Regions from separate parts of the Homo sapiens genome. Here region 2 is linked to region 1. Evidence: chromatin loops called from intact Hi-C (ENCODE). Cell type or tissue: transverse colon. All regions are shown on one strand.

Region 1 (8,000 bases):
TAACAGCCAAATTCTACCAGAGGTGCAAAGAGGAACTGGTACCATTCCTTCTGAAACTATTCTAAACAATAGAAAAAGAAGGACTTCTTCCTAACTTATTTTATGAGGCCAGCATCATCCTGATACCAAAACCTGGCAAAGACACAAAAACAACAACAAAAAATTCAGGCCAATATCCCTGATGAACATCGATGCGAAAATCCTCAATAAAATACTGGCAAAGCGAATCCAGCAGCACATCAAAAAGCTTATCCACCATGATCAAGTCAGCTTCATCCCTGGGATGCAAGGCTGGTTCAACATATACAAGTCAATAAATGTAATCCATCACATAAACAGAAGCAATGACAAAAACCACATTATTATCTCAATAGATGCAGAAAAGGCCTTCGACAAAATTCAACACCCCTTCAGGCTAAAAACTCTCAAAAAACTAGGTATTGGCCAGGCACGGTGGCTCACGCCTGTAATCCCAGCACTTTGGGAGGCCGAGGCGGGCGGATCACGAGGTCAGGAGATCGAGACCATCCCGGCTAAAACGGTGAAACCCCGTCTCTACTAAAAATACAAAAAAATTAGCCAGGCGTAGTGGCGGGCGCCTGTAGTCCCAGCTACTTGGGAGGCTGAGGCAGGAGAATGGCGTGAACCCGGGAGGCGGAGCTTGCAGTGAGCCGAGATCCCACCACTGCACTCCAGCCTGGGCGACAGAGCAAGACTCCGTCTCAAAAAAAAAAAAAAAAAAAAACTAGGTATTGATGGAACGTTTCTCAAAATAATAAGAGCTATTTATGACAAACCCACAGCCAATATCATACTGAATGGGCAAAAGCTGGAAGCATTCCCTTTGAAAACCAGCACAAGACAAGGATGCCCTCTCTCACCACTCCTATTCAACATAGTATTGGAAGTTCTCGCCAGGGTAATCAGGCAAGAGAAAGAAATAAAAGGTATTCAAACAGTAAGAAAAGAGGTCAAATTGTCTCTGCAGATGACATGACTGTACATTTAGAAAACACCATTGTCTCGGCCCAAAATCTCCTTAAGCTGATAAGCAAATTCAGCAAAGTCTCAGGATACAAAATCGATGTGTAAAAATCACAAGCATTGCTGTACACCAATAATAGACAAACAGAGAGCAAAATCATGAGTGAACTCCCATTCACAATTGCTACAAAGAGAATAAAATATCTAGGAATACAACTCACAAGGGATGTGAAGGACCTCTTCAAGGAGAGCTACAAACCACTGCTCAAGGAAATAAGAGAGGACCCAAACAAATGGAAAAACATTCCATGCTCATTGATAGGAAGAATCAATGTTGTGAAAATGGCCATACTGCCCAATGTAATTTATAGATTCAATGCTATCCCTATCAAACTACCATTGACTTTCTTCACACAATTAGAAAAAACTACTTTAAATTTCATATAGAACCAAAAAAGAGCCCATAGAGGCAAGACAATCCTAAGCAAAAAGAACAAAGCTGGAGGCATCAGGCCACCTGACTTCAAACTATGCTACAAGGCTACAGTAGCCAAAACAGCATGGTACTGGTACCAAGACAGATATGTAGACCAAAGGAACAGAAAAGAGGCCTCAGAAATAACGCCACACATCTGCAAACATCTGATCCTTGACAAAGCTGATAAAAACAAGAAATGGGGAAAGGAATCCCTATTTAATAAATGGTGTTGGGAAAACTGGCTAGCCATATGCAGAAAACTGAAACTGGACCCCTTTCTTACACCTTATACAAAAATTAATGCAAGATGGATTAAAGACTTAAACGTAAGACCTAAAACCATAAAAATACTAGAAGAAAACCTAGGCAATACCATTCAGGACATAGGCATGGGCAAAGACTTCATGAGTCAAACACCAAAAGCAATGGCAAGAAAAGCCAAAATTGACAAATGGGATCTAATTAAACTAAAGAGCTTCTGCACGGCAAAAGAAACTATCACCAGAGTGAACAGGCAACCTACAAAATGAGAGAAAATTTTTTCAATCTATCCATCTGACAAAGGGCTAATATCCAGAATCTACAAAGAACTTAAACAAATTTACAAGAAAAAATTGAACAACCCCATCAAAAAGTGGGCAAACGGTATGTACAGACACTTCTCAAAAGAAGACATTTATGCGGCCAACAAACATATGAAAAAAGCTCATCATCACTGGTCATTAGAGAAATGCAAATCAAAACCACAATGAGATACCATCTCACACCAGTTAGAATGGCAATCATTAAAAAATCAGGAAAAAACAAATGCTGCAGAGGATGTGGAGAAATAGAAACGCTTTTACACTGTTGGTGGGAGTGTAAATTTGTTCAACAATTGTGGAAAACAGTGTGACGATTCTGTGACCAGAAATACCATCTGACCCAGCGATCCAATTACTGGGTATATACCCAAAGAATTATAAATCATTCTACTATAAAGACACATGCACACGTATGTTTATTGCAGCACTGTTCACAATAGCAAAGACTTGGAACCAACCCAAATGCCCATCAATGATAGACTGGATAAAGAAAATGTGGCACATATACACCATGGAATACTATACAGCCATAAAAAAGGATGAGTTCATGTCCTTTGCAGGGACATAGATGAAGCTGGAAGCCATCATTTTCAGCAAACTAACACAGGAACTGAAAACCAAACACTGCATGTTCTCATTCATAAGTGGGAGTTGAACAATGGACACAGGGAGGGGAGCATCACACACTGGGGCCTGTCGGGGTGGGGTGCTAGGGAAGGGATAGCATTAAGAGAAATACCTGATGTAGGTGATGGGTTGATGGATGCAGCAAACCACCATGGCATGTGTAGACCTATGTAACAAACCTGCACGTTTTGCACATGTATTCAGAACTTAAAGTATAATAAAACAAGCAAAACGAAACAAAAAACTACAATGGTATACCACCTCAAATCCATTAGGATGGCTACTACAACAACAACAGAAAATAACAAGTGTTGTTGAGTATATGGAGAAACGGGATCCCTTATGCACTGTTAGTGGGAATATAAAACAGTATAGCCAGTGTATAAGAGTATGGTGGTTCCTCAAAAAATTAGAAATAGAATTACCATATGATCCAGCAATTTTATTTCTGGGTACATACTCAAAAGAATTGAAAGCAGGGTCTTGAAGATCTATTTGTACACTCATGCTGATAGCAGCATTATTCACAATAGCTAAAACATGGAAGCAACCCAAGTGTCTATTGATGGATGAACCGATAAGCAAAATGTGGTATATGCATACAGTGGAATATTATTCAGCCTTAAAAGGAATGGAAATTCTGCAACATGCTACAACATTGATGTATCTTGAGGACATTTTGCAAAATGAAATAAGCCAGTCACAAAAAGGCAAGTACAATATAATTTCACTTATATGAGGTACCTAGAGTAGTCAAAATCACTGAGACAGAAAGTAGAATCGTGGTTTCCAGGGGCTGGGAAGAATGGGAAATGAAGAGTTAGCATTTAACGGGCATAGAATTTCAGTCTTACGAGATGCAAAGAGTTCTGCGGATGGATGGTGGTGATGTCTGCATGACATCCTCAATGTATTTAAATACCAATGAACTGCACATTTGCAATGATTAAGATGATAAATTTCATGTGTTTTTTCCACAATAAAAAATTGGGGGGGTGAAGTGGAACAATATTCTAATTATAACCATGTTATTGGCACCACTTAGATAGCACTTGCTCTATACTAGACACTGTTCTAATTTCTCTCTATATATTAACTCAAATGTGGAAAATAAGACCCAGTGATTTCCCTAATTCAGTATTCCTCATATTTCATTTGGAGATCTGGCTAAAATGCAGATTTGAATGCAGTAGGTTTGGGCTGAGTCCTGAAATTCTCCATGGGACACTGATGCTGCTGGTCCATGTACCACACTTTGAGTAGGCAGGGCCTAATGTTCCACATCTACTAAATCAAGACCAAGATTCACACTCTGATTATCAGAGATAGAGCCCAGTGTTCTTTCTATTCCATTATTGCTATCTCTAGAGATTTTTTCCCTCCTGCTGCAGTTTGATAGAAGGCAACTCGGCAGTTAATTACAGGCTGCCAGTTCCAGAGTGCAGTGCTGTGCAGCAGAAAACAGAAAGCACCATTTTTCACAGTCAGCTCTCTATTGCACTTAGCAGCCTTGGCTATGAGTAGTTGTCTAACCCTCAGTAGATTTGGCCATGGGTGCATCATGCTTCAGAATTGAACTTTTAAAAAATAATGTGTTGGGACTGATAAGCCAGTTGTAGGTAATCAATGCAGCTCCTCAGAGGAGAAAGGAAAGGGGAAGAAGGAAGTGAATAGACTTAGGAAAGAGAATGGATGGACAATGGAAGAGTGTGGAGGCTGGAGGGGAAAAAGGTCTAAATTCCTTCTGTAGTCTATTGGGGATGATTACCATAATAAAGAAATCACAAACATGCTCCCTGGTTGGGAGCAAGCCACAGCTGTTCAGGTGGACTGCTGAGTAGCACCTCTGCTGAAGAAGCCTGATGATTATTTATTTGCATCACAGATTCCTCATTTTGCAGGTCTGGCTGTCTCAGCCTGCATGCCGACTGGCTGTCCAAGCGTGGGGCCATTGCTGATGATGATAGATTTCTGAGTTAGCCCCATTCTCTTCCTCCATGGAATAGCACTCGCTCTGAAATCAGGACTGTGCATGACCTTCCTGCTCCTGGAATAAGGGTGCCAAGGACTAGTGAGAGGCTCATGTCAGCAGGGCCAAGTACATTTGACATGTGCACAGGCCCTTTATTCTTGCTAGATTTCTGTTAAAAAGGATATCATGGGTTATATTGAAATAGGGTATTTTTCTTTTTAATTTTTTATAAAATGAAATATAACTTACATAAATCCAATAAATCTTAAACATACAGTTTGATAAATGTTCACAGATATATGTATATATGTGTGCATATGAGATATATATCGTATATATAATATATATTTTATATATAATATATAATATATATTTTATATATTTTATATATAATATATATTTAATATATAATATATATAATATATATTTTATATATAATATGTAATATATATTTTATATATAATATGTAATATATATTTTATATATAATATATAATATACAATATATTATGTATAATAATTATATAAAATATATATTATATAATATATATTTTATATATAATATATATTTTATATGTATATATAATATATATTTTATTTGTATATATTATATATAATATATATATAATATATATAACATATATATTTTATATAATATATATAATATATATAACATATATATTTTATATAATATATATAACATATATATATTATATAATATATATATATGCATATCCTGCCATAGTCTTTTGAAATTCTTTATCAACCACTAAAGACAATATCCTCAATGCTCACAGCATAGTAAATACTAATGGGAATCACCTTCATGGTAATGAATCAAATTTCACTAGTTCTTGTGCCATCACTGTTAATGGACCCCTCTACAAATTATTCTCCACAAGGTGTTTTCATGTGCTTATGAAAGAGTCTCTCTCACGGCATCAATTACCTATTTTCAGATTATTGCTGAATAATAAATTAACTAAAAAACTTCCATGGCATTCAACTATATTTTTTTATGCAACCAGAGTATTGCATAAGCATAGGCTGCTTTAGGATGGACTCAGAAAAACCGTTCTGCTAACCTTGACTGGGCTTCTTACACTTTTAAGTTGGAGATTCTAAAAATCCAAGATGGGTTTACCTGGGTGTCTCAACTGTGCTCCATGTTTCCCTCATCTTTGTGAGACCAATGGCTAACCCAGGCATGTATTTCTCATGCAATGGCAAAAGGGTCAGAATCAATTACTGCTTCATTGGACCTGACCCACCCTCACTTCTGGCTCATTCTATTGGCCAAAGCAATCACATGGCTGAACCCAGAATCAAGAAGAAGTACACACTTTGATGGCAAAGGGTGCAGAAACAAGGAAGAAAGAAATATTGTAGCATTAATGCCATGTACCACACTTGCCAAGAGATGCTGTTCTCTTTCTTTCATCAGGCACCAGAATCTTCCACCAGGTGCCACCGCTGCTCCGTACCATGGCCAGGTCCATTTTGGAGGCACCAGACCCATGATAAAGCCCAAGCTGTGAGGAAGGAGAAAAATTTAGTGCTCTCCTCTTTCTTGCAGTCTGAAAGATGGATGTGTGTAACCTTGAGTCTTTTAGAAACCTTAATAAAATGGTTTTTACTCATGGTCCTTCTCTCCCTAAGAACCCTTAGAGCTGGGGTGGGAATGAATTTATGTGACATCTACTAGGCATACTCAGAATCATTGCTTTCCTCCAAGAATGTGGTCAAACTGGAGCCTGTCTTTTTCCTTTCTTCCCAGGAAGACCTCAGGAAATCTCAGTGAAGTTGTACCAAGTTTTCTTGCTTTATTAACAGATCTCCAGCTATCTCAACATGATTTTGGCTTAAATTATATATATTTACTTATCATAATGACTGTTTAGTTAATGACTTCCTGTCATATCAGCTTTTAGAAAGCTATACCACTTTTAGGGCAACTGTTTCTTTTTTACTATTTCTCTATTGTATTTTGGTACAATTTTCTCACCCCAAAACACTCATGGCATAGTATAATATAATATAACCTATGCACATCCTCTCATATACTTCAAATCATCTCTAGATTATTTATAATACCCAATGCAATGTAAGTGCTATGTAAATAGTTGTTATGCTATATTGACTTTTTATTGTTATGTTGTTATTTTTTTCAAGTATTTTTGATCAGCAATTGAATTCACTGATACAGAGGGCTGACTACATATTCAAATCCTCTATATAAAGCATGACACAATGCTAAAAATAATTCAAGTAAACCAGAAGAAGGCAGAAAAGGGGAAAGAAAGAAACAAAAATCAAAACAACTAGAAAACAATAAAGTATCAGATGTATATCCTAACAATAATTGTTTTAAATGTAATTTATATAAATATACCAAGTAAAAGGTAATAATAGACACAGTAGATTTAAAAAATGACCCAATTATATTCTGTCTATAGGAATCTCAAGTACAATGATATAGGAAATGAAAAGTTTACCTTGTTGCATAGGTAAGCTTGTGTCATGGGGGTTTGTTGTACAGATTATTTCTTCACCAGGTATTAAGCCTAGTACCCATTAGTTATTTTTCCTGATCTTCTCCCTCTTCCCACCCTCCACCCTCCAATAGGCCCTGGTGTTTATTGTTCCTCTCTATGTGTCCATGTGTTCTCATCATTTAGCTTCCACTTATAAGTGAGAACATGCAGTATCTACATTTCTGTTCCTGAATTAGTTTGCTAAGGATAATGGCCTGCAGCTCCATCCATGTCCCTGCAAAAGACACAATCTTGTTATTTTTTATGGCTGCATAGTATTCTGTGGTGTATATGTACCACCTTTTCTTTATCCAGTCTATCCTTGATAGGCATTTAGGTTTATTCCATGTCTTTGCTATTGTGAATAGTGCTACAATAATCATACATGTGCATGTGTCTTTATAACAGAATGATTTATATTCCTTTGGGTATATACTCAGTAATAAGATTGCTAGGTCAAATGGTATTTCTGTCTTTAGGTCTTTGAGGAATTGCCACACTCTCTTCCACATGGTTGAGCTAATTTACATTCCCACCAACAGTGTATAAGTGTTCCTTTTTCTCCATAACCTCGCCAGCATCTGTTATTTTTTGACTTTTTCATAATAGTCATTCTGACTGGTGTGAGATGCTATCTCATTGTGGTTTTGATTTGCATTTTTGAATGATCAGTGATGTTGAGCTTTTTTAAATATGCTCGTTGGCCACATGTATGTCTTCTTTTGAAAAGTGTCTGTTCATGTCCTTTGTCCACTTTATCATGGGGTTTGCTTTGTTCTTGTAAATTTGTTTAAGTTCCTCATAGATGCTGGATATTAAATC
Region 2 (8,000 bases), 65 kb after region 1:
CAAAGCCAAGTTTTGTCTTGGAAACTTGTCAATCCCGGACATCTTATGCTAAGACCCTAATGTTCATGGCAATTGTATAGAGCTCGCGGCAGGGCTGGGCTGGAAAGGAAGGAAAGAATGTGAAGGCGTCCTTGAGCTGTTCTGGGCTTTGCAAAAGGTAAAAGAAAAGGGAATATGGGAGAAGATGGGGAGCAAAGTAATGGTATTGGTGCAAGCTGGGGAAGGAACAGGCATGCTGCAGTGGGCTGATTTTTTTTTCTACCTGAACCCCTCTGAAGTGTCAGGGATGCTGGCTGGATTCTTGGTCCCCATCCTTGTCCTCTCTATAGCTAAGAAATTGGCCTGTCATCTTCTCTTTACAATCCCTGATATCACAGCTTCCAAATTCACCAAATCATGAAGTGTCATTGCAAGTCTTTCTCACATCCATTATGTATTATCTTTGAACATTACTCCTAGCTTTATAGACCTTACTTTGACTGTCCCCTGCATTTTTTCTGGGCAAAGTTGTCAGAGGCACTGTGTGGTCACACACACACACACATACACACACACACACACACACACACACACACACACACACACACACTGTATTTAGTCAGAGCAGAAGAAAGCCTTTCAGTGGATCCAGGTAAACAATGAATTGCCGTGTGCTCTCTGCAGAGGGGCTCCCTGATAATCAGCAGGGTTGAAAGCAGTGGCTGTTTTCTGTGGGTCCCCTTGTAGCCTCTCATCACCCTCTGCCTATTAGTGAAACTGGAACAAGCCATTTGGGTGGTTGCAACCAGATCTGGCTAAAGGAGTGCCCAGCTGTTGCTCTTTCCTCTCTCTGGTTTTCAGTCCCCGTGATGTGGACTCATTATGGCTGTGATCGTTGCTGATGACATTAATGCACTGTGCTGCTTCTCCATCGCATGTGCCATCTGCTCCCATCAGCCCTGTGGGGTAAGTGGTAGGTAATTGTTTCCCATCGGTAGTCCATTTTCTCAGATAAAGGATGTGAGATTCAAAAATAAACATCCACTCTGAGTCATTGCAACAAGGCCAGTGTGGATCTGGGGGCAGCCACCCCATCTACCGCAAGTAGTGGGTGAGGCTGCTTTCCCCGTAATTCAAGTCGAAGGGCAATTTGATTCATTAACAATGACTCTGGGGGAGGAGGAGGTTCAGGGAGAGAGCAGAGACAAAAAAAAATCCTGAGGGTTCTTATAAACCAGCAGGGTCAATGCAAAAGAGAAAGGGAGAGATGGAGAGAGAAATTGGTGATTCATCAGCACTAGCTGATTTAGCAGCACTAGGCTTGCTAGTGGATGGGAATGTAAGATAAGAGCCCATGTCATTTCAGCCGTGGGAAACAAGCTTGGGCTCTACAACCTCAGCTTCTTCATTAGCTATGGCCACGGCTGACTCACCAAGGACCACGGGTTCCAGACCAGAATTGAAAATTCCTCATATGGGCAAGTGTGGGCAGGGCTCGGAAGGTGGGCAAGCAGATAGGGCAGGATGGGGAAATGCCAAAGAGGAACCAAAAGCCCAGCTCACAGAAATTATCATGGGGGAGAAACATGATTTATTTACATGTTCCCAGACTCCCAAGATGACTGATAGGATTTGCTTTTTTTTTTTTTAAAAAAAAAAAAAAAAGGAATTGCATCTTAGAGCTCACTTTTAACCTGTTTTCTCTTAAGAATTGCCATGGCATCCTCAGTTTGACCTTCACCTCCCCTCAAAGCTCATCTCCACATACATCAGTCATGTATTAAATAAATATTTACTGCACTCCTGCTGGATGCCAGGCCCTGTGCTCACTGGGGAGTTACTATGGGCCTCTGGAGCTGGACAGGCCAGATTTGCCATTTGCTAGTGCTATCTTGTGCAAAGCTGTAAGTGCTCTGAAGTCATATTTCTTCACCTCTACAATGGGATAATTGCATCAGTTTCCTAAGATTGTCATGAGAATCGAGTGAGAGAATGTGTATTGAGCTCAGGCCAGAGGCATAAGGGCCCTCCATAAACACTGGGGCTGAAATGACGAGTTTCCCTTCTCTTTCCCTTCCCTTTTCCCCACATTTCCTGTCATGCATGGGGTCCTCTCACATCTTCTCCACCAGCCCTGACCTGCAGCTCACATGTGCTGGCTCAGGCCCCGATTTCATATCTCCTCTGCCCACCTACTTGTCCCCACTTGTGGGACTGCCCCATCCCTCCCTGCATGGGCAGGGTGGGGACAGGGATTTCCTCCTAGGGCCCCTCCCAGGCAGCTTAGCTGGTCTGTGGGTCTTGCACTCCAGCTGCCTTCATGCCAACCCAGGGCTGTTTGAGTCATGAGAAGGAGATTCCCCAACACCACGCTTGCTCCAATCACAGCGAAGCCCACTAATTGATTCATGTTATTTTATTTTCTATACTGGTGGTTAGGGCCTCAAGCAATTTTATGCAAATTTATGAACCTTATGCAAATGAGGGCATCCCTAGACTAATTGCACACAAATGGAAGCTTTGCGGGCACCTCCCCCATTCAAGTGTGCCCTGATTCCTTCTCATCCCTTAAATGATTCCCAAAGTTCCCCATCACCAAATGTCCCTAAGATCAGCAGCCTCGTCTCCTCCCTGCCTCCCCACCCCACAGGCTTCTCAGTGGCTGTTTGGGGATTTTGAGGGACAGTGTCAGCCTTGTTTGCAAAAGCTCACGGCTGCCTTATGTCCCAGGAAACCATAGCCTGGGGGAAAAGCCCCCTAGCTTATTTTAAAATTCATTTGAATCCCACCCAGCTCCCTCTTCCAATCCTCCTAGGGGAGGTGTGACTAGCCCAGAACAGCCTAGGACCTGCCAGAAGCTCACATAGTTGGCCCATCTAGGTTGGGGCAAAGCTGTGTGTGGCCCCTCCACTTCCAAAAGGCCCACTCCTCAATCTTAGGCCCATCCTTGGTCCCAGCTGTCTGACAACTAATTCTCAGGAAGGGGCTGTCTTAGGTCCGGTTCCCTAGAGACAGACAGAGTGCAAGATAGGAATTGAGCAGGAAGCTCTGGAGTGTGAGAGCACCACACAGTTAACTACCTTGAGGAAAGGTGATGAGTTTTTGTATTTCCCCTTCCCCTTTGACAGGCAATGGCTGCCAGTAGCCCCAGGGGGCAGGATAGTAACCTCTGGAGCATTTTCAGGGCAAGAGGGCTCCCATCTTGCAAAGAGGTCAGCCAACATTCAGCAGCTGGGGGATGGGTGTGCCAGCCCAGGTGAGGGACCAGCAGCATCTCCTAGAGGCATATTTGTTTGTTTAACTTGATTTAACTTCAACATCCCTGTAAAGCAGGCATTTACATGATTTCCATTTCATAAATGCGGTACCTAATGATCAGGGCAGGTTGCTACCTGCTTCCACAGTGCACCTTCTAAATGAGACAGAATAAACAGACTGGGGCTTTGCACCTGGACCCACTGGCTCTCCTGCTGGCCGCCTGTCCAGCCTGCCAGTGGGCCAGGACTTCTGTCTCCAGCCACTCTCAAATCCAGGGACAGGATGTGTTGCTTCAAAACTCTTTTATACACCTGGCTTTTCTCTATGGTCCTCCTTCCCTTATTCACCCTTTTATATGGCTTCTTTTTTACGAAGTTCCTCATAGAAATTGTGTGTGTGTGTGTGTGTGTGTGTGTCTGCGTGCACACGCTGAGGAGTGTGGCACTGGAGTCTAAAAGGACAAGAAGCAGAACCAAAGCTGTTCTGTCCTCTCTTCCTCCTTCTTTTCTGTTCCCTTTCCTTTCAAACCCTTGGGTCCCATTTCCCCTCCTCCTCCTCCTCTTTCTCATAGCCTTCCCTCTTCCCTTCCTTTTCTCCTTGGCCCCTTTCTGCCAACTTCATTTTTCTTCCTCTGTCTCCTCTTCTACTCACTCCCCTTCAACTTCACCCTGCATCCTCACTTCCTTCCTCCTCCTCCCCTTTCTCTTTCCTCCCTCTCCTTCCCACCCACTCCTTCTCATCCCTCTCACCTTTTCCCCTTCCTTTCCCCATCCCTCTTTCCTTCTTTCCTCTCCTTTCCCATCCTTTCTGCCCTATCTTACTCCATTTTTCTCTCTTCTCTTTCTCCCTCCTGCTCCCTCCATTTCCACCCCCACCACCTTCCTTCCTTCTTCTCTCTTTCATCCTCCTATTCCCTTCCTTCTTTTCTGCAACTTTCCTCCCCTCACCCTCTACCCCTGCCTTAGAGGACTGCCACCCTTGCCCCAGTCCCCGCCCACAGATGAACCAAGGTCTGTCCTGAGCAGCTCAGGGCGGATTCTCCTGTGGCGCGGGGAAGGCGGCTTGTCTTGCCCTCTCAGGGCGCTGGGTGTTTCCAAAGGGCGGTACCCGCCCTCCTGCGCCAGCTGGGGCGGGAAGGGAGGCTGGGTGGGGGCTGGCGGGAGGCCTTAAGTACGGGAACCACACGTGGCGCGCCGGGGCCGCGGGGCTTCCAGAGGTCCCAGCAGAGCCACAGACGGTACCGGGAGCCGCCTCGGTGAGGCAGTCTAGCTCGCCGGCCTCGCTCGCTGGGGGAAGGCGAAGAACACGAGCTGAGTGGGAGAGAAGAGCGGCTGGAGGTGGGGGAATCACTTTATCTTGATTCGTGGGAACAGCCTTGCCACCAGGCAGCCCAGGCCACCAGATAGTTAAAGGAGGAATGCTTTGCGGACCCGCGCGTCTGCGAGAAGAGAAAAGGAAGCCGCGATGCCCGGCGCTGGGAGCATCAGTGCCACACTCGCCGCCCTTTGAACAAGCAGCAAAGCCTGGGGTCTTGACTCCCTTAGGTTCTCTTTATTGCGGCAGGCCCAGTGTTCCCCCCCGGAGTATTTCCTCTCCATCACGCCGGCCTTGGTCCAAAGGAAGCCACTAGCCCTGTGCCCCCTCCCAGCTTCCCCTTCGCCCACCCTCCTGGATTCTCTTTATTACTAGGCTATGGCTCCTTCCTGACTCCCTCACTCCCTTGCAAACACTCTACCCTCTTTTGAATTTTATTCCCTGGTTCCACGATTGAAACTTGTCTACTCGACAAATTCCACTATTATCTCTAATGAGAGCATACAACTCTGGAGCTCTCACAGTTTAAGAATTGCCTTCATATGAATTTGCTCATGGTATTTCTACAGATATTCACTCCAGGAGGCAAAGCAGACATCAGCCCCATTTTACATAGTAGGAAAATGAAGCTAGGGCAGGGATGTCAGAGGTCCTCGCAGGACTGCCATGTAGGATGTTCAGATTGTGCACTCTACAAGAGTTGTGCATTGAGGGAACTATTCAAATGGGAGGCATATGCTTATATATGAGAGTGCTCAAGCAGTACAGAGCTGTTAGTCCTCCAGGCCAAATCTGGAAGCAGTGATGGAGATGTTCCATTCCTTCCTGCAGAAATCTACAAAACTTTCATGCATTTATGGGAATATGCATATGATACAAACAGGGCCTTGAGAAGCACACACACATTTCTGCCTGCCTTCTTGCATAATTGAGCTTCCTCACTCTTGCTCTTGTGCCTTTGCCATGAGAACGGGCTAAGGTAGCCTGCTGAAGAATGAGACAAGTGAAGCAGAGCTGAGTTGGCTCAGTTGCTCCAGTTGAAGCTTTCAGATCTATGAGAGCTCAGCCCAGATCACCAAAGCCTCCTAGCTGACACACAGCTCACCACAGGCACGCAAGTGAGTTGCGCCCAGCCAAGTCCAGCTCAGATCAGTAGAACTACACAGCTAATCTAAAGACTCATTAGAAAAAAACAGTTATTGTTTTAAGCCACTATGTTTTGGAATGTTTCTTGCATAGTAATATCTGACTGATGCAGAGAGAAAGATAACCTTTTACTAGAAGCAGCAGAAGTGTTGGAAGTCTCACTTCAAACAGCAGCTCATCAGAGTAGAGACAGAAAGAGAATGAAGATTCACAGTGTATGGCTTGCTTGGTTCTTCCCAGCTTGCAGAGTGCCTTCACAAGCATTCCTGTTTGATTCTTTTTTTTTCTGATTCTTAAAGAACCCCTGGAAGTTGGGGTAGGAAGCTGTTTTATCTGCATTTGTCAGATGAGAAAACTGAGTCTCAGACAAGTTGCATGACTTGCCTAGGGGGTCAGTAGCTAGTAAGGGATGGAGCCAAGACTACAGCCAGGCCGTTTGGCTCCAGCCCTGTGCTCTTGGCACTGCCCTGTGCTAGAAACAGGGTTTGTTGAAACAGGGGCTCAAGGGAGAGCTGCTCATGCTTGTAGCCAGGAAGCAGAAGGGCAGATGGAAAAGCTCCTTATTAAGTGTGTACCTGGAGTGGAGAGGAGGATGGAGGGCGTGCATGGACTGAGGATTTTGATTTCCTGTTGAAACAAGAAGAGGAGAACAGGGACTCTGCTGGAAAGAGAGAGCTAGAACTAAGGCTCCCTAGGACTTATTACTTACGTTGGACCAAGCCTCCAGTGAGGCTTCAATTGACCACCAGGCCACAGTTGACCCACTCTCCTCCTGAGTACTTTTCCCCATGCAAGACAACTGGCTAAGGAGTATAAGGAGTATAATTGTAAGCACCGTAATCAATATTGCAATAGCACTTACCATGTGTCTGACATTGTGCTAAGTTTCTCCATTTTACAGATGAGGAAACTGAGGCACACTGAACTTAACTCACACAGCTGGCAAGTTGTAGTGCCAGAATTCAAATGCAGGAGGTTTGGCTTCAGAATCTGGACCCTTAACCACTACACTGATGGCCTCTTCATGCTTAGTGTTTTACTATTTAAGATACTCCAAGAGGCTCAGAGAATGGGTGAGAAGATGATCTGAGACCATTTTTTCAAGACAGCAGCCACGGAGACAGCCCCATTTCCCTGGGGGAAAGTGGCCACAAAGATGGGAGTTTCTCGCTAACTTTGCCCTGCATTGGTGGGCTGTGTGCCTGGGGGTTCTTGTGTCTCTGGTCCTGCCTGGTGGTTCTGGCCACACCCCAACCCACTAGAAACCTATTTTCCCAGGAACAGGAAGAAAAAAATGTGCATTTCTTCTTTCCCTGGCACTTGTCCTGGGAGTCACCCCATACACAGACACCTCTGTATTAATCTTATACACTGCCCTCCCCACCTTTTCCATCCCTGTGAATGCCAGTGTAACCTACAACCACTGCTACTCTTTGCACTATTGCCCCTGTGACATAACAATTGGCAAGAGTCAGGAGGGGTTTGGCTTTACTGCAAGAGAAGGAAGCATATCACCAGTATGTCCTTCATGGTCTCCTATGAATGAGGCCAAGAACTGACAGCTTCCAAGATCCCTTCTATTTCAGGCACCAGTGACAATAGCAGCCATTTGTTGAGGACTTATTCTATGCCAGACTCTTGACAAACAGTATTGCTCATCCTCTCAGCACCGGTGAAAGACAAGTATCCTTATCCTCACTTTGGAAATAGGAAAACTGAGATGTAGAGAAGTTAAGTAATCTTGTGGTTCAAGGTCACACAGGAGGCCAGCTGGACCCCCAAACTTCTACTTTCCCCACATCATGTTTTCCTGCTGGGTCTCAAGGGGAAATTTGATGTCTGCCCTCTTACCACCTCCCACTCCGCGCCCGCCCCCAACCCTCAGCAGAGGCACTGTGTCTCCCAGAGCCCTCCTCACTGCTCCTCCCCACCTTCTCTTGCTCCTTCTTCCTTGCTTTTTCAAAATGTCCAGCTCCACTTCCACCTGCCACCAGCCCAGCTAAAGCCTGAACATGAAGGTGGAGCAATTGGGATGTAGAGGGAACCATGCCTTTCCCCACCTCTCCAGGTCCTGACTCAATTAGCGTTACCTATCTCTGCTGTAACGGAAGCAAAATCTAAGAGCTGAGGACACAGCCAGAACATGCGCGTGAGTGTGTGTGGGAGTGAGCATGCATGTGGGAGCAAGTGTGCCTGTGCAAGTATGTGTGTGAGCAGGAGTGAGTGTGCATGTGGGGGTGTGTGTCTGGTTGTGGTGTGTGCCTGCACACCCAGCAATATCTATGACAAGGGACAGGGGAAAC

Evidence for each region. Hi-C counts contacts between places; a loop is a spot of excess contacts. Peaks named below come from ENCODE experiments on the same cell type or tissue, not always from the same donor. Only the 100,000 strongest peaks of a DNase experiment are listed, where the experiment ranks them.
Region 2: it touches region 1 in a loop (5-fold over the local background); 1 of 110 quality-filtered maps calls a loop at or near these places.

What each region holds. Positions count from the first base shown.
Region 1 is chrX:39,092,660-39,100,659 of GRCh38, forward strand. No RefSeq gene overlaps it. Among named protein-coding and RNA genes, the nearest start is that of LINC01281, 230 kb to the right of the region's middle. In transverse colon, no CTCF peak of the experiment used is centred here; no DNase peak of the experiment used is centred here.
Region 2 is chrX:39,158,141-39,166,140 of GRCh38, forward strand. No RefSeq gene overlaps it. Among named protein-coding and RNA genes, the nearest start is that of LINC01281, 170 kb to the right of the region's middle. In transverse colon, no CTCF peak of the experiment used is centred here; a DNase peak (open chromatin) is centred at 4,281; H3K4me3 peaks cover 547 bases.